2 separate regions of the Homo sapiens genome follow, and region 1 is linked to region 2. The links are chromatin loops, found by intact Hi-C in ENCODE. Cell type or tissue: endothelial cell of umbilical vein. All regions are shown on one strand.

Region 1 (8,000 bases), 180 kb after region 2:
TGTTTCCTGTCCCTCTGAGGAATGGAAATGAGCGCTTCTGTGAGAGGCAAAGAGAACTCAATGCACACTCATGAGTGCATTCACAGGATTTGAGAATATGTGATTTATCAAGACCACCTTGTAGTTAGTGGTGTAAATTCAGATAAACACCATAAATTGGAGGTAATGAGTGGTGCCTTTCTCCAGGCCTGGATGGGTGATGGGACATCTACAGGAGATTACTCCTGTGTGGGGATTGCAAGTGTCATTTGCAAACATTACGACATTTTGACACATCTCATATGTAAATGCATAGCATCTCTTTCAGAGTTTATTCTGTTTGGGACAAATAAGTGTACTGTTGACAATAATATTTCTCAGAATACTTTAACCTTGTAAATATAATTGAAAACAAATTGCACAGATGTTTTTTTTCACGCATTTGAATCACCATTGCTGAGAAATATACCAGTTTAATGTTTCGACAAGTTAGCCAGCACGATAGCATCTCAAAAATTAGTGATAACAGTAACAGATTTCCTGGCCATGCATTCCCCTGTCTCCAGCCTCCATTTCTTCACTTATAAAGTGGAGTTAATGATGCTTACATCACAGGATTATTGCAAGTATTCATGATTAAGCCCAGCCTGGCTTAGAGCAGGTTCACTGTAGATATTGGTTTTCCTGAAAATGTACATTACAGTTCTGAATCCCAGTTCTTTAATCTGGAAAAAGGAGATTATCGTACCTACCTTGTTAATGAAATAGTAACCTACCTTATTAATGGGAATGATATCTAATATTTACTAAGTACTTATTATGTGCACCACATAATAGAACTTTAGATGGATTATCTAGTTTAATCCTCATAATCATTCCATGAAGTAGAAACTTATTAGACCCATTTTGCAGGTTAGTAGTGGAAGAGGTTAGATTCTACCCAGACGGTGAATCTGAGCCCATGCTATTACCACCACACTGTCTTTTCTGACTAGCTTTTCTGATTTATGAGACAGCACTTTGGAATAGTATATGGAAAAACTTGGCACAGTACCTCATCTGTTGAAAGTGATAATATTCATCTTTCTCTATACCTGCCTTTCTCCTGGTTCCTTTCTGAACCCTTCAGAAGCAGCATCTAAAAAAAAATACTTCTTCTGGCCCTTTGGAGGCCTGTTGGGCAAACACACCAGGCTTAGGGACTCAGGGGAGCATCTCAGTGGGAGGTCCGTTCTGGGTGGCCTGGAGCAGGAGTACTGGCTTAGGGAAGGAAAGGGTTCCCATCCAGGCTTTGCCACCAACAGCGTCATCAGCTGACTCTTGGCAAGTCACTCACATTACACAGCTAAGCTAAGACCCCTTCCTGCTCTAAGATCCTGTGTGATGGGTCTTCTTTATCTTTATCATTAGTTTGTGGTCTGGAACAATGATTTGGGAATGACATGCAGAGAAAATACAGCTAAATAAGGAGACATTGTAGGGAATAGAAGGGGCCAGTGTGCAAAGACACACCATTTCTTTCTGTCTGTCCTGTTACTAGCTGTAGGACTTAGGCAAGTAAGTTGGCCTTTCTAAGCATCATTTCCTTCTGTAAAGGTAGAGATAACACCAACTTCCCTATCTACATCACAGGGCTATCTTAGCTGTTACATGAGAGAATGAATATAAAACGTTGGAAAGTGGACCATGCTTAGAAAAACAATGACTAGTATTATTGAAAGAATTTGTAGCAGGTCAAAGGGATTAGAAAACTCCTTCAAATACAAAATACATGACTTTTGTTGTATTGTTAATAAATCATCAAGGGAAACAGAATCCAGTCTGCAGTCAAGTAGAAGCCTCTGCCTGGTTTCTTCTTGGGATCAAGATATAGTGAATACCAGCTGGTATTCACTATATGTACTATAGCAGGTATATATAAAAATATATATACCTACTGGCATTATATATACACATATATATCTGCTGGTATTATATATAAAATATATAATATATAAATATATGTAATATATATTCTATATATAACATTATATTTATGTAGAATAATATTTCTATATATATTTATATATATTTTTTCTGAGTTAGTTATTCAAAGGAGACAGTACTTTTTATAACATGGCATGTAGGGTCTTGTACGCATTTGTGCAAAACTAAATGTTGTATCTCAATTTAATATCCATTAAAGTGTCCATTATCTCTTCCTTGACAGTACATTTTAGCAACATTTATGTACTTCTGTACTGTTTTAATGAATTTATGTATAATTATATTTCTTGTAAATATTCATAAGTCTTACCAGCACTATTCTGTCAGTCTACTTTTTTACCTTGATGTCAGATTTTTAAAAATAAATCTGGACTTGGTAAGGAGAGACTTGTATTCAAATGGATTATTTCAAGGAGTTAGGGAAAGAAGTATTACAGTAGGAAAAGTGCTTTGCCGATAAGCTCTGCAGGCATCTTGGGAGTTGCAGAGCCGTTCTTTTATAAAGAGGAGCAAAGAACGTTAGAAAGAACCATATGCGGGGATGTGGGATGAAAGGATGGCATGATCGGATAGCAGATCAGAGAATACTTTTCCCTGAGCCCAGCCTGTTTTCAGGAGGGACTGTATGCTGGCTCAGGTTTAGGATGGGCCAAAGTTCAGGGGCCTGGAGGAAGGAGAAAAGTTCAACCAGTTGGGTTAACAAGCATTTTGTTCTGGTTGATCAGTGGGGGTGGGCAGCTTAGCTAATCATTTATAAGACAAAGAAAGGGAAATCTGGAGGGTCTGTGTCTGGCCTTGTCATAGGTAAACGGGGGCATCCGTGAGTCTTATCTAAGTCATATGGGGAAGGGTAGTGGATCTTCACAGTAAACTTTATGAAACACAAAAGGTAGGGGATTTCTTAACCTTCACTGTAATCTAGGATGACAGGGTTCAAATAAAATTCAGCATTGTTGATAAGGACCACTATGTCAATTAGGATTGTTTTTAGCTACAAGTAATAGAAAATTGGACAATCAATGACAAACAGAGGCATGTTTATCTCACCTAATAAATAGGTCAGAGTTCTACCTATTGGTAGAGTTTGCTGTCATTGATTTAGCATTCAGTGATGCCAGCAACCCTCTGAGTCTTTCTACTCTGTTTCTCATGTTGATTGCCTCTTGGTCATAGGATAGTTGCAGCAGTTCCAACCATCATGTCCACATTTAAAACAGGGATAAGTCACACGGCTACCTCTCCCTGCAGAGGAGACCAGGGAAGTTATTGGCTGTTTACATTGCCACGGGGTTCTCTTAATAAGGAGAAGGAGTGTTTACCACATCAAGTCTTATGTTTCTTCTGGCAGTTGCATTCTGTACATGATACTGGCTAATTCTCTACTTCCAACATAATCCTTTTACTATTTGAATTGTAGGAAACTAAATGTCTTATAACTGGAGCATTAGAAAAGTATCCATTATATTTTAGTCTAGATAAGGAAATTGAGCCACTGTTAGAGGTGGTTTTCTGGAGGAGCTTCAGGAAAAGCCAAGAATCTCTTGAGTAAGCTTCTTTGGAGTCATTTATTCAAATGTTAGTAAGCTTGGAAAAATAAAACCGATATTGCAAAAGATTTATATCTCTAATTTTAAGAGATCTTACACATCAGATCTTATTATAGTAGCAATAAAAGTTTTGCCAAATAAGTTTTGCTTTTTCATATCAAATTGTTTGTATAAACAATGGTGCCCAACGCTGGTGAGATGCTCCTTTGGAACTGGTGAGAGGAACTGGTGAGAGTACACACTTGGTGCACACGTTCTGCAAGGTTTGTAAAAAGTATAAAGAGCCTTAAAATGTTAATCTACTTATCCTAAAATTTATCTGTAAGAAAACATTTGTAGTAAAAAAAAAAATAGAATTATGGACCAATTATTCTATACAAACATAAATATTCTGGAAATTTTTTTTCATAAAAATATTTGGAAACAAATTTTTTTGGAGAATAATTGAGTTAGGTATGGAGTCTTCATAACCTCAGTATAATATTTAGTTAAAAATAAGAATACAAACTATTTATACCATGTGATTCCCGTTTGATAATGTACAGATGTATTTATTTACTTAAAGGAAATATGTCAAATATTATCAGTAGATATTTTTGGATTATGGGGTTACATGTCACCTTTTAAAAATTCTTTTTGTCATTTTTATAAACTTTTTAATTATAAAAAACTATTTTTTAAAATATGAAGTAAAAATGAGTGTGGTTGCTGAGATCCTTTTTAAAAAGAAATAATGGGTGAGAAAATGCTTTGATTCAAGAATGTGGACCAGGCTGTTCAGCGCTTGGACATTGTATTGATGAAGTAGGAAAGGTGTTGCCGTGTTATGGAGCATTTGGTTCCTCTGGAGCTCTGGCATTGCTCAGTTCTGCCTCGAAGGGAATGTTTAAAGGAAGTTGTCGCAATCGTTCATTCTTCTGTACTCACGCAAATTATGGTTGTTCTATTTTTCTCTTCCTTGAGAACTTCCTGTTCTCATTGTCTGTGCCATATAACAGGATGGAAGTCACTATGGGTTGTAACTACATTCAGGAGAAGAAGAGAACCAGTGTAAGGGAACAGTGTGTTTTAATTTATGCAGATATCCAATGCTAACTTATTTAAAGGTTGGGGAGGTCATTATCTTAACACATAAGAATTCTTGTTGCTTAGAATGTGTGGAAAACAAGGCCTCAGTTTTCTTGAATAATTGCTATTTGTCTCCCTTCCAAAGCCTATGATGAAAACAAGTGTGTATGAGTGTAAATGTGTGGGTATGTATAAATCCTTACTAAGTTCAATTGTGTGTGTGAGGGGAGGGGGCAAGAGAGAGAAGATGTTTATCTTCCTGACATCTCTCATCAGACCCTGAGGTCTGCCCTTCTACTGGGGCATCCATGGCATGGCACATAAGGGGTTCAGATAGACTAGTTTGATATTTGCTGGTTGGAAATTCTTGGTATAAAATCACATGCTTTTAGAGCTGGAAGATTCTTATGGATTCATTTTCAATTTTACATTCATTTTTTGCCAGGTACTTTCACATACATCTGAGATTCCTAAACCGGGATGTATTTATCCCTAGGTTATACCACCCAAGCTAGAAGACCCTTAAAGCTTCAGGATCTCTAGAAAGATTCAGCATGTTTATTCCTTGACTTCCCCTCAGGCCATGGCACAGTGTTTACAGAGAGGGCTTCATTCATGCATGATTAACCAGTAACACGGCCTTAGCACATGGATGCAAGAGTTCATCCAAAAGTTTATGTTCGTTCATTTGTTTCTTTGCCTTTGTGTTGAAATTAATCTAATAGCCATTGCTTTAATTTTAATAATAGAGCCTTTAGGCAAAGCTGAGGGTCAGGAATTGTAAATTGCCACCGTACAGAGAGTGAAATGTGTGATGGGGCAACTCTAGGCCAGGACCCTCATGGACAAGAATATGGCTTACCAAGGAAACAAGGGAACTCTCTTGTACTTTGGAATCTAGAAAGGCCTTTTCCCAAATCAAAGGAACTTATATGATTTGAAGCAGATTTCTTTTGTTTTTCATTTTCAGTCTTTTATACAGAATCAAAAAGAAGCAGTTGTTGAAAAATTCTGTCTTGGAATTGATAAAACAATGTGTTGGGTTTCACTATGCCACATGGCTATTTAAAATATAACCTCTCTCGAGAACTGTAGCTGCCTATGTGACACCCTTACTTGGATGCTTAATAAACATCTTAAACTCAACTTGTTCAAAAGAGAACTCTTAATTACCCCAAAAGCCCACCAATCACCTCTTCTCCAAGTTTTTTTTCTGTCTTAGAAGATGGCATTCCCATCTGCCCAACTTGGGTTATGAAAGTTATCCTTGATTCTTTGCTTTCCCTTTCCCCAGGATCTATCAGGAATTCCTTTTTACTTTACCTCCAAAATATATCCTTAAATCACTGACTCCTCGCCATCACTGTTGTTACTTCCCTGTTCAAATCACCATCATTTCTTATCTGAACTATTGCACTGGTCTTCTCACCCATCTCCTTGTTCTCTGATGATCTATTTTCTACCAAGCAGCAAGAATCACCTTTAAAAAATTAATTTGATTGCGTCATTCTTAAACTGAATTACGAATCAGATCTGGTCATCCCTCTGTTTAAAGCCATCCATTAGTTTTCCATAGCAATGAGAATAAAATCTTTACCTCTTACCCTGGTTTACAAAGTCCTTGGGGTCCAGCCCTGACAAACTCTCTAACCTCAGCTCCTGCCACTCTCTCTTTTATCCAGAGTTCTCCAGACCCCAGGTTCTTTAAAGATGCCAGCCCACCAATCTGAGGACCTTCCTTCTACCAGGAACGGGCTTTTCCTATCTTCCTATGGCTGGCTTCTTCCAACATTTGGAACAAGATGCTCTGATAAATGTTAACTCTCATAGAGGCCTTTCCTGATCACCTGATTACATAGATGTCCTCCCCATCCCCGCCCTTGCAAGGCATCATTTATCACACAACTCTTCTTACCCTATTTAAATTACCTAGATGGCACTTATAGCTATCTCTAGCACTGCTGCCTACCTGAATTTAAGATCTCTGAGAGCAGGGCCTGCACCTGCTTTTTTATCATTGTGTCACCAAGACCACAGAGGAGGTCAGTGTTTGGTGTGGCATGAACGTCGTCATCAGCTGCTTTTCTTTTTTTTTTTTTTTATTATACTTTAAGTTTTAGGGTACATGTGCACAATGTGCAGGTTAGTTACATATGTATACATGTGCCATGCTGGTGTGCTGCACCCATTAACTCGTCATTTAGCATTAGATATATCTCCTAATGCTATCCCTCCCCCCTCCCCCCACCCCACAACAGTCCCCAGAGTGTAATGTTCCCCTTCCTGTGTCCATGTGTTCTCATTGTTCAATTCCCACCTATGAGTGAGAATATGTGGTGTTTGGTTTTTTGTTCTTGTGATAGTTTACTGAGAATGATGATTTCCAATTTCATCCATGTCCCTACAAAGGACATGAACTCGTCATTTTTTATGGCTGCATAGTATTCCATGGTGTATATGTGTCACATTTTCTTAATCCAGTCTATCATTGTTGGACATTTGGGTTGGTTCCAAGTCTTTGCTATTGTGAATAGAGCCGCAGTAAACATATGTGTGCATGTGTCTTTATAGCAGCATGATTTATAGTCCTTTGGGTATATACCCAGTAATGGGATGGCTGGGTCAAATGGTATTTCTAGTTCTAGATCCCTGAGGAATCGCCACACTGACTTCCACAATGGTTGAACTAGTTTACAATCCCACCAACAGTGTAAAAGTATTCTTATTTCTCCACATCCTCTCCAGCACCTGTTTTTTCCTGACTTTTTAATGATTGCCATTCTAACTGGTGTGAGATGGTATCTCATTGTGGTTTTGATTTGCATTTCTCTGATGGCCAGTGATGGTGAGCATTTTTTCATGTGTTTTTTGGCTGCATAAATGTCTTCTTTTGAGAAGTATCTGTTCTTGTCCTTCACCCACTTTTTGATGGGGTTGTTTGTTTTTTTCTTGTAAATTTGTTGGAGTTCATTGTAGATTCTGGATATTAGCCCTTTGTCAGATGAGTAGGTTGTGAAAATTTTCTCCCATTTTGTAGGTTGCCTGTTCACTCTGATGGTAGTTTCTTTTGCTGTGCAGAAGCTCTTTAGTTTAATTATGTGGAATGCAGCTTTCTCTCAACTTGGGAACCAATAGACATTTCTACCTGTTCTGTTTTTATAGAAGACTGGACTTTATGAGTATAAAGTCTTTGGTGTTCTGGAGGACTGCTCACCAACTCTACTGGCAGACATCTATATGGACTCAGATTACAGAAAACAATGGGACCAGTATGTTAAAGGTGAGTGATGCTTGCTTTTCTTTTTTTTTTAGACGTACTTTCACTTTTGTAGCCCAGGGTGAAGTGCAAAGGTAGGATCTCAGCTCACCGCAATCTCCGCCTCCTGGGTTCAAGCGATTCTCCTGCCTCAGCCTCCTGAG
Region 2 (8,000 bases):
TATATCTATATCTACATTTATCTGTCCTTTTTTTTTTGAGACAGGGTCTTGCTCTGTTGCCCAGGCTGGAGTGCAGTGGTGCGATCTCAGCTCACTGCAACCTCTGCCTCCAGGTTCAAGTGATTCTCCTGCCTCAGCCTCCCAAATAGCTGGGATTACAGGTGCACACCACCACCCCTGGCTAATTTTTATATTTTTAGTAGATATAGGATTTCACCATGTTGGCCAGGCTGTTCTTGAACTCCTGACCTCAAGTGATCCACTTGCCTCGGCCTCCCAAAGCGCTGGGATTACAGGTGTGAGCCACTGTGCCCAGCCTGTGTATTTTTATGTAAATTTAAGGTAAAAAGTAGCACCATTGCGTGCCTTTTCAAAATTGCTCTTTGTTGTATCTTGCATATTATTCCTCACTGATGAGAAATTCTGATAAGATAAATACCACTGAGCAACTATAATTCATGGGAATACTTTGTTTAAGGTTCATGCCTAAATTTCTGTATCACAGATTCCCAAGTCTGAAATTATCTGAAATTATAGCCCATATCCAAATATGCAGCCGCTAAACTCAAGTTAGAACTGTGATTCTTTCTTAGCTGCGTCTTTATTTTCTGTAAATGTGAGAGGATTGCATAAAATAATCACTGGCACTATGGTTAGGCCAAGTATTCTTTGATTCTCAGGTTTCTCATCTGATTTAATTAATCTTTTTTATGGACTACAGTAATGACCCCACTGGACAAGACGATTCATGAGGATTGGAACTTCATCTATTTTCTTTATGCTTTATTCCTCAGCATGAAGTTTTGCACATATTAGGCACTCAATAAGTAAGTATAGAATTAGCATTTATTGAATCTCAATAATATAACCCCAGACATCAGATTTGTCTCTATTCATCAGCCACACAGATCTGATCATGATATTCTTCCACTTCACAATCTCTGAATGGACTCGCATTGCCTACTTAGAAAGTGAAATCTAAATCCCTTCCAATGGCATCTAAGGGCATTCACAATCCAGTTCGCCGTACGTGATGATGTAGTAAAATGTCAGCCAGGAAACTTAGGAAGAGAGGAAAAACAGAAAGTATTAGTACCATTTCCGCCACTCTGCCCTCTGTACAACAGCCACATTAAACTATTTATTGTGACTTATTATTATGACTATGAAACTGTCATTTCATTGCTCCATCCACCAATTTTGAAAGTGATACCTTTTTACAAGTTTGATTTGCATCTCCAGTAAATGTAGAGAGCTGAGATTTCCCCACATATTTTAAGTAAATGACTTTGTTTTTGTCATTTTTGCTATGGGTATATGGGTATTTCATTTTTTCTGTTATTAATATGGGCATTTTGCTGATTTGGAGCTTGTGTTTAATTCTTAATATATGACTACTACTAATTTTTATGATAAATCCTTTACATAATCTTAACACTCCATTCATTTGTTCTTTTAACTATTGTTTCATAATTTTTTCTTTATTTTAAAATATTTTAGTTTGTGTAATCCAAACTTTTTCTGGAAGTCTGAAAATAATTTATCTTCTCTAAACAATGAAAAAATATATGCTATTGGTTATATGTGTTTTACATTAATTATTAATATTCCGCTATTCAAAATGTCTGTTCAATTTCTCCTATTAGTTTACTAAATTTATACCTATGATATCTGTATGCATTTAGCAAAATTAAACTTTGAAATAATTAAAAATGGTATAATTTAGCATTTCCAACTTCTTCCTCTTGCTCTTATTTTTATTTGATCTGTTGCTAACTATATTTCCTTTGGCTTATAGTTGAATGTTTGAAAGTTCAAGTTTTTCTTTTTTATTTCCACTTGGACTTTATCTTGTCATTTTTAAGCTAAAGAAGTTAATTGCTGAATTTTTTGAGTCCTCAAAAAAGCTTACTGAAAGTTTATGGGAAACTGAAAAGATGTGGAGATTTCTAGGCAGCTGAAAGTTTTAAACATTTTTTTACTTATTGTAAAATTTCCTTCCTTCCTTCCTTCTTTCCTTCCTTCCTTCCTTCCTTCCTTCCTTCCTCCCTTTCTCACTTTCTCTCTTTCTTTCTTTCTCATAATCTTGCTCGGTCACCCAGGCTGGAGTGCGGTGGCATGATCTTGGCTCACTGCAATCTCTGCTTCCTGGGTTCAAGAGATTCTGCTGCCTCAGACTCATGAGTAGATGGGACTACAGGCATGTGCCACCATGCCCAGCTAATTTATTTTATTTTTTGTATTTTTAGTAGAGATGGGGTTTCACTATTTTGGTCAGGGTGGTCTTGAACTCCTAACCTCAGGTGATCCACCTGCCTCAGCCTCCCAAAGACTGGGATTACAGGTGTGAACCACCGCGCCCGGCCTGTAAAAGTAGTTTCTATACTTTCATTTAACTGGACAATCCAAATAATAATTTCATTTTCATTCATGTCAATTGAGAAGTGCAGTACCACATTCCCTGACATCAGGGAACTCTCCATCTAGTTAGGAGCGCAGAAGAGGAACAGATAATGAACAATACTGCAATTCATTAAGGGCCCTGCTAGCTGTATGAGTAATGCACTACAGGAGTGTAGAGGTAAGAAATTATAGCACTTAACCTTTCTGAAGTAGAGAATTCTATGATGACTTCATTAAGAAAATCACCTTCCCAGAATTTTAAGACTGAGTAGATCACAGCCAGTAGGAAAAGGATATTTTACCTAGGTCATACTCATTGTATTATGGCTTGGAAGAATGTTTCCTTTCTAAGTATTTTACTTTTAGAGAGGTGATAGTGCCTTTGATTTTTCTCAATGCTTTTGTCCCTTGGCTATGCTACTGAGTGTGAACAAATTTCCTATTGTCTAAGGGACTGGTCATGAGATATAGGATACCACTGTTATAAAACTGTTTCTTTCTAGGGTTTTTGTTTTATTTACTAATGGGATTCATCCAGCATTTTCCAGTGTTTTCCATGGTAATTAGGGCTGAAGGATGCGCTAAGGAAACAAAAGTTCAAATATTTGCAAATAGCCACATGTGATTCCTTTCTTGGAGATTAACAATGCATAGCTCTAACAGTGAGGTTAAAAAATCATACTGGCAGGCACTAGATTTCATCTTTAAAAAAGTGTTGTATTTCTTTCATAAAATACCTTTATAAGCTGCTAGGAGAAGAAAGTGTGGCACCGAGGACTTGGGTTAGCAAGATACAAAATCGCGCAAGAGACAACTAACTCACTGTGCATTGGAAATGCAAAGGAATTTGAGGGTGGAAGAAGAGTAGAGAAAATTTGAGGGTGGGAGCAAGAGAAAGGAGAAATGAGTATGACTCAGTGATGTGGTGGATTTTAGTTATTTGCATTGCTGCCATGTCTGTTTATTATAGTCTGTTGCACACACCAAGAACTTGTACAAGAAGAATGTAACTGATTTTTGCATGTAGATCAACACCAGACTGGAATTAGAGTAAGGCACAGTAAAGAACAAAGATTCAGAGAAAGCCAGAAGACAGATCCATTGGTGATTACAGGCATGTAAACCTTGTAGTATTTCATTGAAATCACGGGGAAGATAATGGATTTTACCTCAAGGCAAAAAGAAGGGGTTCATACAATCTTTTTTTAATCTTAAAATACAGGAGACCACAGCTGGCACGGGGATTGTATGCATGCAGTAAATGTGTTATTTTTATAATCAGATTAATTAAAGATTCTGTTTTTATTTCTAAAAATAATTCTCAAATTTTGTTTTGCTCTGATAGGCTTTTGGTAGGTATTTGGCAGCAGAGTACTCCACAAGACTATCTTCTCCAAGATTATAAACCCCACGAAGTGTCTGGAATGTAGCTATTTAAGGTTGCCTATTACAAATACACATGTCTTAGTAGATAGTCGAGCTGAGGTAAGGCTGACATTTTTAAGTGCAAATTGTTAAGTCTGAGAAGCACAGGTGATGAACACAAGGATATCTCACCACTTCTATTAGGTGGCCTAAAGGAGTGTCCTCAGTTCAGCATCTCACAACAATCAATATATTGGTTTAGGCTTAAAACATTCTTTAACTTATTCCTGATTTTCTTTTGTTTGGGAGAACCAGGGAGCTGGAACCTCACCTAATTGCAACTTTTAAGGTCATTATCTATTCTTGAAAACGTATTCATACTGTTTATATTTCATTTTCAACCATCTTGATCCCTGGAAATACACTGTTTGGTCCCTAGGTTCACCTATCACCTTTAGGTCATGACCACAGGTCTACAGATTTAACCTCCATGCCATGGATTGGCCTTGGACCTAGAGTTCTCTTAGATCTGGTATACCACAGCTTCCTGGAACTTCTCCTGGTGCTTTGCTTCTACCCACATGGGTAGGTGCTTTGCTTCTACCCAATCTCTGCCTCAAGAGTCCAGGTAGCATAGGGGTTAAGAGTGTGCAATTGGGTGCCAAATGGTTGACTTCTAATCTTGGCTTGGCTGTTTAGTAACAGTGATTGTGTAAGTGATTTGACCTCTCTAACTCTCAGTGACTCATCTATAATGCGGGAATAAAAATACTTCCTTCCTCAGAGATTGTTGTGAAGATTAATTAGATAACGCATGAAAAATCCTAGTACATTCTCTAGCATATCATAAGTGTTCAGTAAACAAAAGCTGTAACTTTATGTATTATTTCAATTTCTATTTTCCTCCTACCTTCTTTGGTGCTTTTGTTGGGCTGACAACAGAGCCTGCTGAACCTCCATCAGTTCCCACACTTTCCCTTCTTGTCAGCAGGATGCAGTAGAAAGAGCATGGACCTGGAAATGTGATAGACCTAGTTCAGAACTGTGCTTACACAACTTTTGTGAACTCATGGCCTTGTATTGTATAATATTTAATGTCCTGAAGCCTTAGTTTCCTCACCTATAAAGTGGAGATAATAAAACAAACTTATAGAGGTTGTTGAAAATTAATAGATATCCTCACCCTTCCCACTCCAGTGAGCAAGGTGCCTTGCCCATAGTCAATTGTTATTGAAAACAAGCACCCCACTTTTTCCTCGTATCTAAATTTCTTTCAGATTCCACCCAGGTCATCCAAATTCTGATCTGGGATCAACACTGCTCTCCTCCTATTCCTACCTTACCAGAAAGGCCATATCTTTAGGCCTTATGCAAGGATACACTAGTAGAATGGTGAAAACCTGGATTTGATTCCTACTTTTCCCCATGTTTGTGCTCAGTAACTTCAGGTAAGTTTTTAAATTTCTGACATTTAATTTTCTTCTTCTTAAAATAGAGAGAATGAAACTCATTTCAAAAGGTTGTTGTGGAGATCAACTTAAATTTGCTTACGTAGTAAATTTTGAACACCTGCTATGTGCCAGCCATAGTGCAAGGTACTGGGATTTCAATAGTGAGCCACCTAGAGAGTGCAAGTGTATGGTGCTTAGCACAGTGCCTGGTGTACAGGAAGCATGAACATGTAATGTATGTCATCATCATCATCATCATCTCCACATCATGCTACATAAGCACAGAATAATTCAATAAATTAATTACAAATAAAATAAATACATTTTCTATAAAATATATTTATATAAAATGTAAATAAAATAATTACATTTTAAATTCTCTAATCCAAATCAAAATAAATAAATCTTTGAATTATTATAGGAATTCTTGGGAGATATGTCTTCTCACAGAGGTTTCCGTGATCCCCATGAGCATCTAGCTACAGTTAAAAGCCACAGTAATGTAAAAATGTATTCAAATGATGCCAACATACAACTGAGGTTGTAAACCACTGGTGTAGAGTCTACTGTAGTGTAGTTAGTACCTGACTGAAGGAGATGAGTAGGCCAGGTTGTCCTAAAGAACTAATAATATTTTCAAAATTAAGTGATTGAACAGTGGAATGGATAAATTGTGGTATATTCATATAATGGAATACTACACAGCAATGAAAGAGATCTTGTTAAATGTAACAAAGAGGAAATCTCACAAATATTATATTGGCCAAAAGATGCCAGATGGCAAAAAGAGTACATACTGTATGATTCAATGTATATGATGACAAAGACAGACAAAACTAATCCATGATGACAGAAGTCAGCATAGTGGTTCCCTCCAGTGGTGGGTATTGATTGAGCAGGTTATGAAGGAAGCTTTATAGTTAGATAGACAGATAGATAAACAGCTTTGTTTAATTCATACACACATACACATGTGTGTGCACATGCACGGAAATTTACCAAGGTGTTTATTGAAGATACGTGTACATTATCAAATGTAACATTTACATCAATAAAATATAAATTAAAAATTAGGTAATAAATATCTGCATTAGTCTGTTTTCATACTTCTGTAAAGATACTACCTGAAACTGGGTAGTTTATAAAGGAAATAGGTTTAATTGACTCAGTTCCACATGGCTGGGAAGGCCTCAGGAAACTTACAATCATGGTGGAAGGTGAAGGGGAAGTAAGGACCTTTTTCACATGGCAGCAGGAGAGAAGAGCCAGCCAGAGCAGGGAAAACTGCCTTATAAAACCATCAGATCTCATGAGAACTCACTCACTATCATGCGAACAGCATGGGGGAAACTGCTCCCATTATCCAATCACCTCCCACCAGGCCCCTCCTTTGACATGTGGGGATTACGGGGATTATAATTCAGTATGAGATTTGGGTGGGATACAGCCAAACCATATTGGTATCTGTATAGACCTCTCACTCTCTCTGATATATAGTGTGTGTGCATATATATAAATATACATATATATTGTGTGTATATATACATATATAGTGTGTGTATATGTATGTGTATATATACATGTGTGTATATGTATGTGTATATATACATACTATATATGTATATTGTATATATGAATGTATATTGTATATATATAGAAATATGAATAATAATATATACATATTTCTCTCTCTCTCTCTTTCTTATTTGCCTTTCAGTTCTTGCTTGGTTGATGCTGGCATCATTAAATTTTTATCATTAAATTTTGTTTGTGTTTTCCAAGTGTTTTTACTCTTCTCTGCCTTTCTCAGGCTTCCCAGCAGCACTTAGTGAGGAGGAGGCTGATCAATGGGTGGTGGGGAAAGTAGCTGAGCAAACATAAAGGTAGACTTGAACTTAAACTGCACTGTCAATCGTCAGTCATTCTTAAAGTGGGTCATCTGTATATAGATGATCACTTGTTATAAGGGGATGTTAACAATTTTTTCCCTTGGAGTTGGCAGTGGAGCACTGGGGTGTCTCACACTGGCCCAGAAGAACATAGAATAATGGTAGTGACAAGATGCAGGTTTTTAGTTCTCCAAGTTATTATCTGAGTATGTGATAATGGCCTTGGGTGTGTTGGGATAGGATAGAGGTAAGAATAGGGAGGAAAAATACGGGCTGAGAACACTTTCCTACATACAGATTTTGGCATCTGCCATCCTTTTCTTTAGATTTGGTTGATACCAGAGAGGGTAAGAGATGGTGCTGGCCCAATTTCCTGTCTCTTTATGACTTGGCAGTGGAGAGTGGCCATGCTGGTGCCTGTGTAGAGTATGGCTTGCTCCCAGAAGTTTGAAAAAGAAAGTAATCGATAATCAGACACTCACTATGTTATATGTGACTATGTGCTCTGAAAATTCACTTCCCAGCTGGGCCTGCAGCCATGGAGAGGAGAAGAGTGGAGGCAATCACCAAGGTCTATAATGGATTTTTTTTTTTTTTAAGAGCAGATGAGAAGGAGAAAGAGAGAAATAGGGCTAGAACAAAAGAGAAAATAGAAACTGAGTGGTGCTGGGAAGGTAGAAAAGACAGAAACCAATTACTAAAGAATAGCTGCTTGACAACCTCCAAATCATAATTAGGAGAGACTTCCTGGCCTCACATTTTCCACATAAACACTCAGGCACTGGGCAAAGTTAATGGGTCCCTGACTGCTGCACAAGAGAGAGCCTCTGTCCAAACCCAGCAGTGATTGACGTCACAGACGGAGTGTCTCAGAGTAATGTGCTCCGCTCCC

What was found. A loop is a pair of places that touch in the nucleus more often than their neighbours do. Peaks named below come from ENCODE experiments on the same cell type or tissue, not always from the same donor. Only the 100,000 strongest peaks of a DNase experiment are listed, where the experiment ranks them.
Region 1: a loop joins it to region 2, with 2.6 times the contacts of the local background. A loop is called at or near these places in 3 of 110 quality-filtered maps.

The regions. Positions count from the first base shown.
Region 1 is chr17:55,759,593-55,767,592 of GRCh38, forward strand. PCTP (phosphatidylcholine transfer protein) reads left to right here. Exons shown (of 6, transcript NM_021213.4): 2 at 7,743-7,860. Among named protein-coding and RNA genes, the nearest start is that of PCTP, 13 kb to the left of the region's middle. RefSeq lists a silencer at 4,316-4,610. In endothelial cell of umbilical vein, no CTCF peak of the experiment used is centred here; DNase peaks (open chromatin) are centred at 1,619 and 4,459; H3K27ac peaks cover 1,311 bases.
Region 2 is chr17:55,579,742-55,587,741 of GRCh38, forward strand. LOC102724732 (a long non-coding RNA gene) reads right to left here. Exons shown (of 3, transcript XR_429997.4): 2 at 4,679-4,782; 3 at 829-1,061. Among named protein-coding and RNA genes, the nearest start is that of SMIM36, 72 kb to the left of the region's middle. In endothelial cell of umbilical vein, no CTCF peak of the experiment used is centred here; a DNase peak (open chromatin) is centred at 4,620.